Regions from separate parts of the Mus musculus genome. Here region 2 is linked to region 1. A link is a contact called in ENCODE Hi-C or POLR2A ChIA-PET data. All regions are on one chromosome and are shown on one strand. Each heading gives the region's core, a stretch centred on a gene start or an enhancer-like site at or near the end of the contact. The rest is flanking DNA. Distances are from core to core; before and after follow the strand shown. Region 1 holds the start of Gpr146 (G protein-coupled receptor 146). Region 2 holds the start of 3110082I17Rik (RIKEN cDNA 3110082I17 gene).

Region 1 (3,884 bases), core at 888-3,387:
CTGGGTAAGACACTGTGTCAAAAGTAAAATAAAATGAAGTCTGCAATATGCTAGGTTCTCAGTGGCAATAGGTTATATTCATGTAACTCTACAAATAAAGTAATTTATTTACTGAGAGAAAACCTCATGGAGATCAGGCTAGCTTTAAAAGTGCTCTAAAGGCAAGGCTGGCCTTGAGTTCTTGATCCTCCCGCCTCCTATGTGCTGGGATTGCAGGCATCCACCGCCATACATTGTTTAGGTGGTGCTGGGGATGGGTCCTAGGCTTTATGCATGTTAAGTAAGCGTTCTACCAACTTAGCTACAGCCCCTAGCCCCCATCAAAAACTAATAATTAACTTAAACATATTCCCTGCTCCTGGCCAGTGTCCCCTAGATTCGAACCTTCCCAACAATGCTCAAATGCACGAGAGAAAGTGGAGAACATGGGGAACTGGTGAGGACAGATGTAACCCCACCACCACCCCAAGCCCACGAAAGACAAATGCAACGGCTCGGGGAAACAGGGCTGCTCTCTGGTTCCTGCCCAGCATTTCGAAGTGCCCTTGTGGAATGCAGCTGATCTTATCAACTGCCACTCCAGAACAGCCAGGAAGACCTGCCAAGTCCCAAGAATGTGGCCCGGGAAGGGAAGTTCCGGGCGTTTCCATGGCGCTTGGCCTCGGCAGGGCACTGGGCTGCTGTGTGAGCTGAGACTCGTGACCACTGAGTACACGGCCCGAGCAGGGGCCATGCCTGACCCTTAGGAGCCCTCCCTGCAGCACGAGGGAGGCCAGCTCTGTGGGATTTTTCAAATATCAACCTCAGAGCACGAGGTCAGACAGCAATTCACACACCCTACCATGTCCAAGATGTCTAGCTCGGGGACATGCCTGCTCAATGGGAGGACCGCCCGCAGCCGAGTCGGCGGCTGGGCCCTCTTACTCTGAACATCTGTGCTGTGCTTCGGGTGGTGCAGAGCAGGCAGCCAGTGGGGCCTTGCACTAGGAGGGTGCTCGGTTCACCAGCAGCACTCCCCAGTTGTGAGTGAAACCTCACAGGAACCCTCTGGAAGGCCCAGGAACCCTGACACTTCAGAGTCTCACCAGGAATCCTGAGGGTCAATTATTTATGGTTTACTTTCATTTTAGATTATGTGCCTATGGAGCCCAGAGGTCCACCTTGGCCATCATTCCTCAGGTGCTGTCCACCTTGTTTTTTATAAGACAGGGTTGGCTTTTTGGGGGTGGGGGTGGTTGGTGGCCTGAAATGTGAAAGTTAGATAGGCTGGCCCAAAGGGCCCCAGCGCCTGCCACCTCCCTAGCACTACAAGCACATGCTACCACACTCAACCTTTCTGACATGGGTTCTGAGGGATCAAACATAGGTCCTCCTGCTTGCAATTGGGCCAACAACTCCAGGACCCTCCCCCCACTTTTGACAGTCTTACTTTGCAACCCCAGTTGGCCCAGAATTTGCTATGTAAGCTACAACAGCCTTGGATTTATGGCAGTCCTTGCTCTGCCTCTTGAGTGCTGAGATTATAGATGGGCACCATCATGCCCAGTTAGGCTATCTGTGTGTGTGTGTGTATTTTGTTGTTGTTACTCTTTGTTTTTTAAGATCTCATGTATCCCAGGATACCCTTCAGGTGACTATGTAGCCAGGGACAGCCTTGAACTTCTGATCCTCCCTGCTCTATCTCCTGAGTGTTGGGACTACATGTATGCACGCACCACTACCCCTGGCTTATGTGGTGTTGAGGACTAAACGCCGGGCTTCCTGACTGTTAGGCAAATACTCTAAATGGCACCATTCCCACTTTCATGTTGGACAGCAGCTACACAGTGGGTCGGAGCTGTTTTCTCCGGACAGCTCCACTTAGACGCCTCTAGGACCGGGGAAGCACAGGTCGGGGAAATTACAAACTTTAATGGGGGCAGGTGCGCCGCCCTCCAGCATTAAGGCGGCCGGCCGTGGCTGGCCAAGGGGATTGTCCGTTCGGACTGGGGGCGGAGCCTGCGGGAACTAAGCACCGGTTCCAAGAAAAGGGCGGAGCCACCGAGCTGTGGGTCGGGAGAGAGGGCAGGGCCTGACGGCGTTGCTCGGCGGGCGGGGGCGGGACCACGCGAGCAGCCCCCGGGGGCGGGACGGGGTCACGTGTGTACACAGCCCCCACGGCGTGCGCGCCGTGAGCTCCGCTGCCTCCTGCAAGCCCAGCTGCCCGCCCGCGGCCGGTGCGCGGGCCGCCGCCCAGCGAGCGGTGAGTGGGGCCCGGGGAGGGGAGCCCCTAATGCTCTGTTCCAGGCGGGAGGAGACCGCGCCAGGCTGCGCTGGGTGGACGCCAGGGACAGGGAGTGTGGTCCTGAACCCGCGGCGGGCGGTGGGTTTGCTGCCCGAGGAGGCGGACGGGCTCTCCTAGGACGCTACGGTTACCATCTTCGTCCCTTCTGTTGGTTAAGAGCGTCAGGACATTTGGAACCCGTGCGTAGAGATAGCGGAACTTGCGCCATCGGCCCTGAACATTCATCGGGCACGGGAGGCAGTACCAGCAACTAGAACCCCAAGTGAAGGGATACAGTTTCTTCGGTCCTCAGGCTTGCTGACTAGGACTAACTTAGTACCCGCTGTCCAGAACAGCACCTGCCAATTTAGCGCGCCCCGGTCTGTGATTATGTTCTTGCGAGCTGCATTCCTATTCTCGTCCTGATCCAGCAACCTGACATCTATGTCCACCTCCATGTATCAGAGGCACTGATAACCTGGGGTTAAGCTAGCTTGAAAGAACTATAAGTTAATCCTATTGAAACGCCTCTGGACGTGTCCTGAGGCCACTCCACCCATAGGGGACCAGGCACTATCTCTGTGAGTGCAAGGAAACACTATTAATAATTACACTAAGGGTACAGTCACATTATCCTAACCTGCCATGTAAGTCTTTGAAGAACAACCACAAGGTCCAGATTTCCAAACTAGAACCTCTGGTTGCTCCCAGGGTACAGTGTATCAGTGTCCCCGTGACTCTTTTTTTTTTTTTTTTTTTTTTTGGTTTTTCGAGACAGGGTTTCTCTGTGTAGCCCTGTCCTGGAACTCACTTTGTAGACCAGGCTGGCCTCGAACTCAGAAATCCGCCTGCCTCTGCCTCCTGAGTGCTGGGATTAAAGGCGTGCGCCACCACGCCCGGCTCCCCGTGACTCTTGAATGGGCTCATGAAGAAAGCTGCGACACATCCAGCTAAACCTAATGTGGGGATGCATGGGGATTTAGGTCAGAATGTGTAGGCTGAGTAGTTGGGAGGGGATGCCTGTGTGGTTCACAGACTGGAGGAGACTCTTGCAGCTCCCTGGGCATTCTCTCCTTCCTTACCCCACAATGTCCTAGCATAATCCCCTCCTTTAATGACCCAAACATACTGAGACATGAAGCCAAGCCCTTGGGGGAGTGAGATCTGTGCTCACAAGTGAGGCTCCTGTTTTCCTTAACCTGCCCTAGTTACTTGCTCCTGCCTGCAGCCTCTCAGCTTCCCTGTGGCTCGAGCTGTCCTGACCCAGCAGCCGGACAGTTCAACCTACAAGTCTGGCTGGCCAGCACTGGGTCACATGTGTCTCTGAGCTCTCAAAGGCCCTGGTGGCCCAGGACTCCAAGCACCACAGAGGCTTCAAAAGGCAGAGAGGACTCGGTCTGCAGAGAGACGTGGTTGACTTTTCAGCAGAGACGCAGAGTGACCTGTGCACCCCAATGTCCACTCTGGGGACCCTTTCATACAGGAGTTTCCCCATCTGAATTAGGAGCGCTGTAAACCCAGCAGAGCATTGTTGTGATGGGAGCAAATGTGACAAGATGAGTAAAAATAACCACCAGAGCCATGATAAGATCTGTGGCTTTGAGCACTTCCCTGCAGGTGA
Region 2 (3,884 bases), core at 610-3,109, 80 kb after region 1:
AACTCAGGTCCTCAAGCTTGTGCGGCAAGTGCTTTTACCCACTGAGAACTCCGGTTCTCGGAGATCTGACGCCTCTTCTGAGCTCCATGGGATCCTACGCACACATGGTATACACACACACACACACATTAGCAATTTTAAAAAATAAATGAAAATAATAAAACAAAATTTAAAAGCTTCTCCCAGGGAACAGTGCCAGCAAGAAAGTAAAGACAACTCAGAGCAGTGCTTGTCTCACACATTACAGGCAGGAAATCTGCATGTGGTGGAGCCTGAGAAGAACTCTTTTTGTTTTTCTGCTTTTCAAGACAGGGTTTCTCCATAACCTGGCTGTTGTGGAACTCCCTCTGTAGAGCACACTGGTCTCAAACTCACAGAGATCCACTTGCCTTTGCCTCTAGGGATTAAAGGCATGCATGGCCACCACCACAGAATAACTCTGGCAATTATACAATAAAAGAATTTGGGCACCAGGTGGGGTGGTGCACACCTTTAATCCCAGAGCTCTAGAGGCGGAGGTGGGAAGATCTCTGTGAGTTCGAAGCCAGCCTGGTATACAAAGGGAGTCTAGGACAGCCAGGGCTTGCTATACAGAGAAACCTTCTCTCAAAAAACAAAACAAAAACCAAACAAAAGAAGTGGTGGGGGAGGGGGAGAAAGCAATATGGTTCAGCAGGTAAAGGCGCTTGCCACTAAGCCTGAAGACCTGAGTTCCGTCCCTGCCTAGCCTGTCGAGTCCACTGTCACATACAAGGTAGATGGCTGCTGGGGACCACCTAAAGTTGACCTCTGGCACACACACACACTGCAAACTCTAGAATGGGCAAAGGTCTTGAACAAACAGTGAAGAACATGAAAAGATGCCCAATGTCACTAGTCCTTTAGGAAATGAAATCCAGAGGCACTGACTGCTGCTTCATGCAGCAAGGAAATAAGAAGACAGAGGGCTAGGAGTTCTCAGTGGGTAAAAGCACCTGCCGAACAAGCCTGATAATATGAGTTCGATTCCTGGGACTTACATAAAAAGCTGGATGCAGTGTGTGAATCTGTCGTCTCGTCTCTCCTATGGTGAGATGGAAGGCAGAGACAGGGGGGTAAGCCTGGGGTACACAGTGCAGCAGCAGAAACCAGAAAGACTATGCCTCAGCAAGCTCAAAGAAGGAACAAGACTCCCTTAAATTATCTCCATGGTACCTAAGACCATTAGTAAGAGATCTTCTACAGTCAAAAACCTGGGCTCCCTAGATCTGGGATTCTTATTCTGGCCCCCGTTTCTTCCCAGAGCCTTGAGTGACACCGATACAGAAAAGGAACCCAAAGAATCTTTTTTTTTTTTTTTTTTTTTTTGAACGGAGTCTCATTTAGAAGACATGGCTAGACCGAGCTAGCGGCAATTTTTTTCAGTCCCAGCCTTCAGGATACTGAGACCACAGCTGTGTACCACCACACCCAACTTGTAAGAATGGATACATGGAAGGACTGTTGGGTGCATGAATAAGTGGGTGGGTGGATGAAGGATATAGATGAATGGATGGGTGGGTGCCTGGATGAATAGGTGGGTGGACGGATGGATAATTGGGTAGAGGAGTGGATGGACGTTTAAGTAGACGGAGGAGTGGACGAATGGCTAAGTGGTCGCCTGTATCAACAGGGGTAAATGGGTAGGTGGGTGGTTGAATAGATCTCTGGAAATCCACGTGGAGAGCTGCGCAGAGACGCACAGCCCGGCCCAGGACCGCGTCTCCCCGGGCGGATGCGACAACCCCCCGTCACCCCACCCTACCCAGCACGCACCTGCAGCTCCCACTCTCGCACACCTCTGCCACGCGCCTCCACCACCAGCTCAGCAGGTTCCGCGCCGTCCCGCCCTCAGAAGATCAGCGCTATCCATTGGATCGGGAAGGCGTCCATCTTCCAGCCAGCCAATGGCCGCCGCATGGGAGGGCGCAGCCCTGGCGCAGGATATTGGCGTCATCTCTCTGAGCTGAGAGCGCAGTCAGTTGCCAGGGCAACACCTGGTGGCGTGGGCACGTGCGGCCGAATTCTGGCCGCTGGTGCTGGGCTGAACAGATAGAACACCTCTCAGAGAATTCCAGCAGGTAAAGTTAGAATATCCGAGGGGTGCCGGGCTTGGAGGTGCACGCCTTTCGTCCCAGCCCTAGGGAAGCTAGGAAGAAGGATTAGGAGTTCAAGGCTATCCTCCGCTGTGTAGGGAGTTCAAAGTCGGACCCTGTTGTAGCCTATAATCCCAGCACCAAAGAGATAGAGGGAGGAGGATCAGAAACTCGGGGTCTTCTCGAGATTCATAAAGGCCAGTGAGATGCCTCCGACGGTAAAAGTGTTTATTGTAAAGCTTGGTAACGTTAGTTTGATGTCCAGGATCCATAAATCGGAAGGAAAATCAATTCCCACAAGCTGTCTTCTGACCTCTAAACACACACACACTAAATAAGTAAATATGTACATTTCATAATATATGTATGTGTACACACACACACACAAAGTAGTGAAGAAGTAATGTAAAGGGTCTGGCATAGCTGTCACTGGCCTTGTAACAGGGCCATAGACCTTAGTAGGCCACCAGACCTTAGCACACTGACTCCACATTGGAAGTACCATGAGGCTGTAAAACTTAGCAGCACATAGACAGCACCACCTGCCCAAACTAAAACAAGGGCCTAGTCCATCAGAGTCCATATAGTGCTGGGAAAGTCTCAACACACACTAACCTTGCTTTCCAGCCTCTCTAGTTCCACTTCTGGTTTACTCTTCTTTTTAACTGTGTGTCAACTCGGAACATGGTTTTAGTGCTTAAAAAATCACCTGGAAAAAGGCTCAGTGCTACACTAGGATTCCATCACCCAGTGTAGTTGCTGGACAGCTAATAAAGATTTTCTATTGGCTTAAACCATGTCTAGCAGTCTTCTCTTCAGAGTACCCCACAACAGCCTTTAATTCCAGCATTGGGTCAGAGGCAAGTGGATCTCTACAAGTGTGAGGCCAGCCTGGTCTACATAGTGTGTTCCAGGTTAGCCAAGGCTTAGTGAGACCCTGCTTCAAAATGACAAAATTACAGATGGAGTGGGTGTGATTTATTGCTGATGCTGCTAGCCAACTAAGAGGAGACAGTAAATTCCTTGTGATGCAGAATAGAGAGAGGGGAATTATCAAGCAATGAGAAAAGACAGACTCCCTCACCTGAGTTTTGTTGAAGCCTCTAACAGGCTGAGAATCAAGAACTCTAGCTCAGCTGGCATTTGCTGTGAAAGTGGCCAACACAGAGATAACAGGTAACAATCTTTCTGTATAAGGATACCTTATTTTATTTATTTTTTTTTGAGACAGGGTTTCTCTGTTTAGCCCCAGCTAGCCTGGAACTCACTCTGAAAACCAGGCTGGCCTTGAGCTCACAGAGATCTGCCTGCCTCTGGCCCTGGTGTGCTGGGATTAAAAGCATGTGCCACCACTGCCTGCCCCAACTCTTTCCCTTCCAATTTAAATGTATTTGTGGGTTGATCTCAGGGATTCTTACATGGTAGGTGAGCACTCTACCAAGTTATGTCACCTGCCCAGCCAGGTGCCCCGACTCCAATCATTTCACAGCTCAGTCTCTTCCTACCTACCGACTCTATACATAGCATTTGAGGCCTTCTGGACTTTCTTTTCTGTTCTAGTTGGCTGTCTTTTACATTTATGTGGTATGTATGTGTGTGTGTGTGTATGGTGTGCATGGGGCAAGTGTGTAGTGTGCATGTATGTGTGTGTGTGTGCTCAGGTAAGTGTGTGGTGTGGTCTGTGTGGGGTGTGTGTGTACATGTGTGTGGATGAGTATATAGTGTGTGTAGGCAAGTGTGTGGTGTGAATGTGTGTTTGTGTTTGTGTGT

Evidence for each region. Hi-C counts contacts between places; a loop is a spot of excess contacts on that map. ChIA-PET counts read pairs that join two places held with the same protein, here RNA polymerase II (POLR2A).
Region 2: POLR2A ChIA-PET joins it to region 1 with 11 read pairs in Patski. The contact joins the promoter of 3110082I17Rik here to the promoter of Gpr146 in region 1. A Hi-C loop is called at or near these places in 1 of 37 maps with a recorded cell type or tissue (left cerebral cortex). POLR2A ChIA-PET finds 5 or more read pairs at or near these places in 3 of 5 experiments (Patski and embryonic stem cell).

The regions. Positions count from the first base shown.
Region 1 is chr5:139,378,502-139,382,385 of GRCm38, forward strand. Gpr146 (G protein-coupled receptor 146) reads left to right here and starts at 2,138. Exons shown (of 2, transcript NM_030258.5): 1 at 2,138-2,242. All of the region lies in intron 2 of 3110082I17Rik (RIKEN cDNA 3110082I17 gene), which reads right to left.
Region 2 is chr5:139,458,675-139,462,558 of GRCm38, forward strand. It overlaps 3110082I17Rik (RIKEN cDNA 3110082I17 gene), which reads right to left and starts at 1,860. Exons shown (of 5, transcript NM_028469.3): 1 at 1,795-1,860.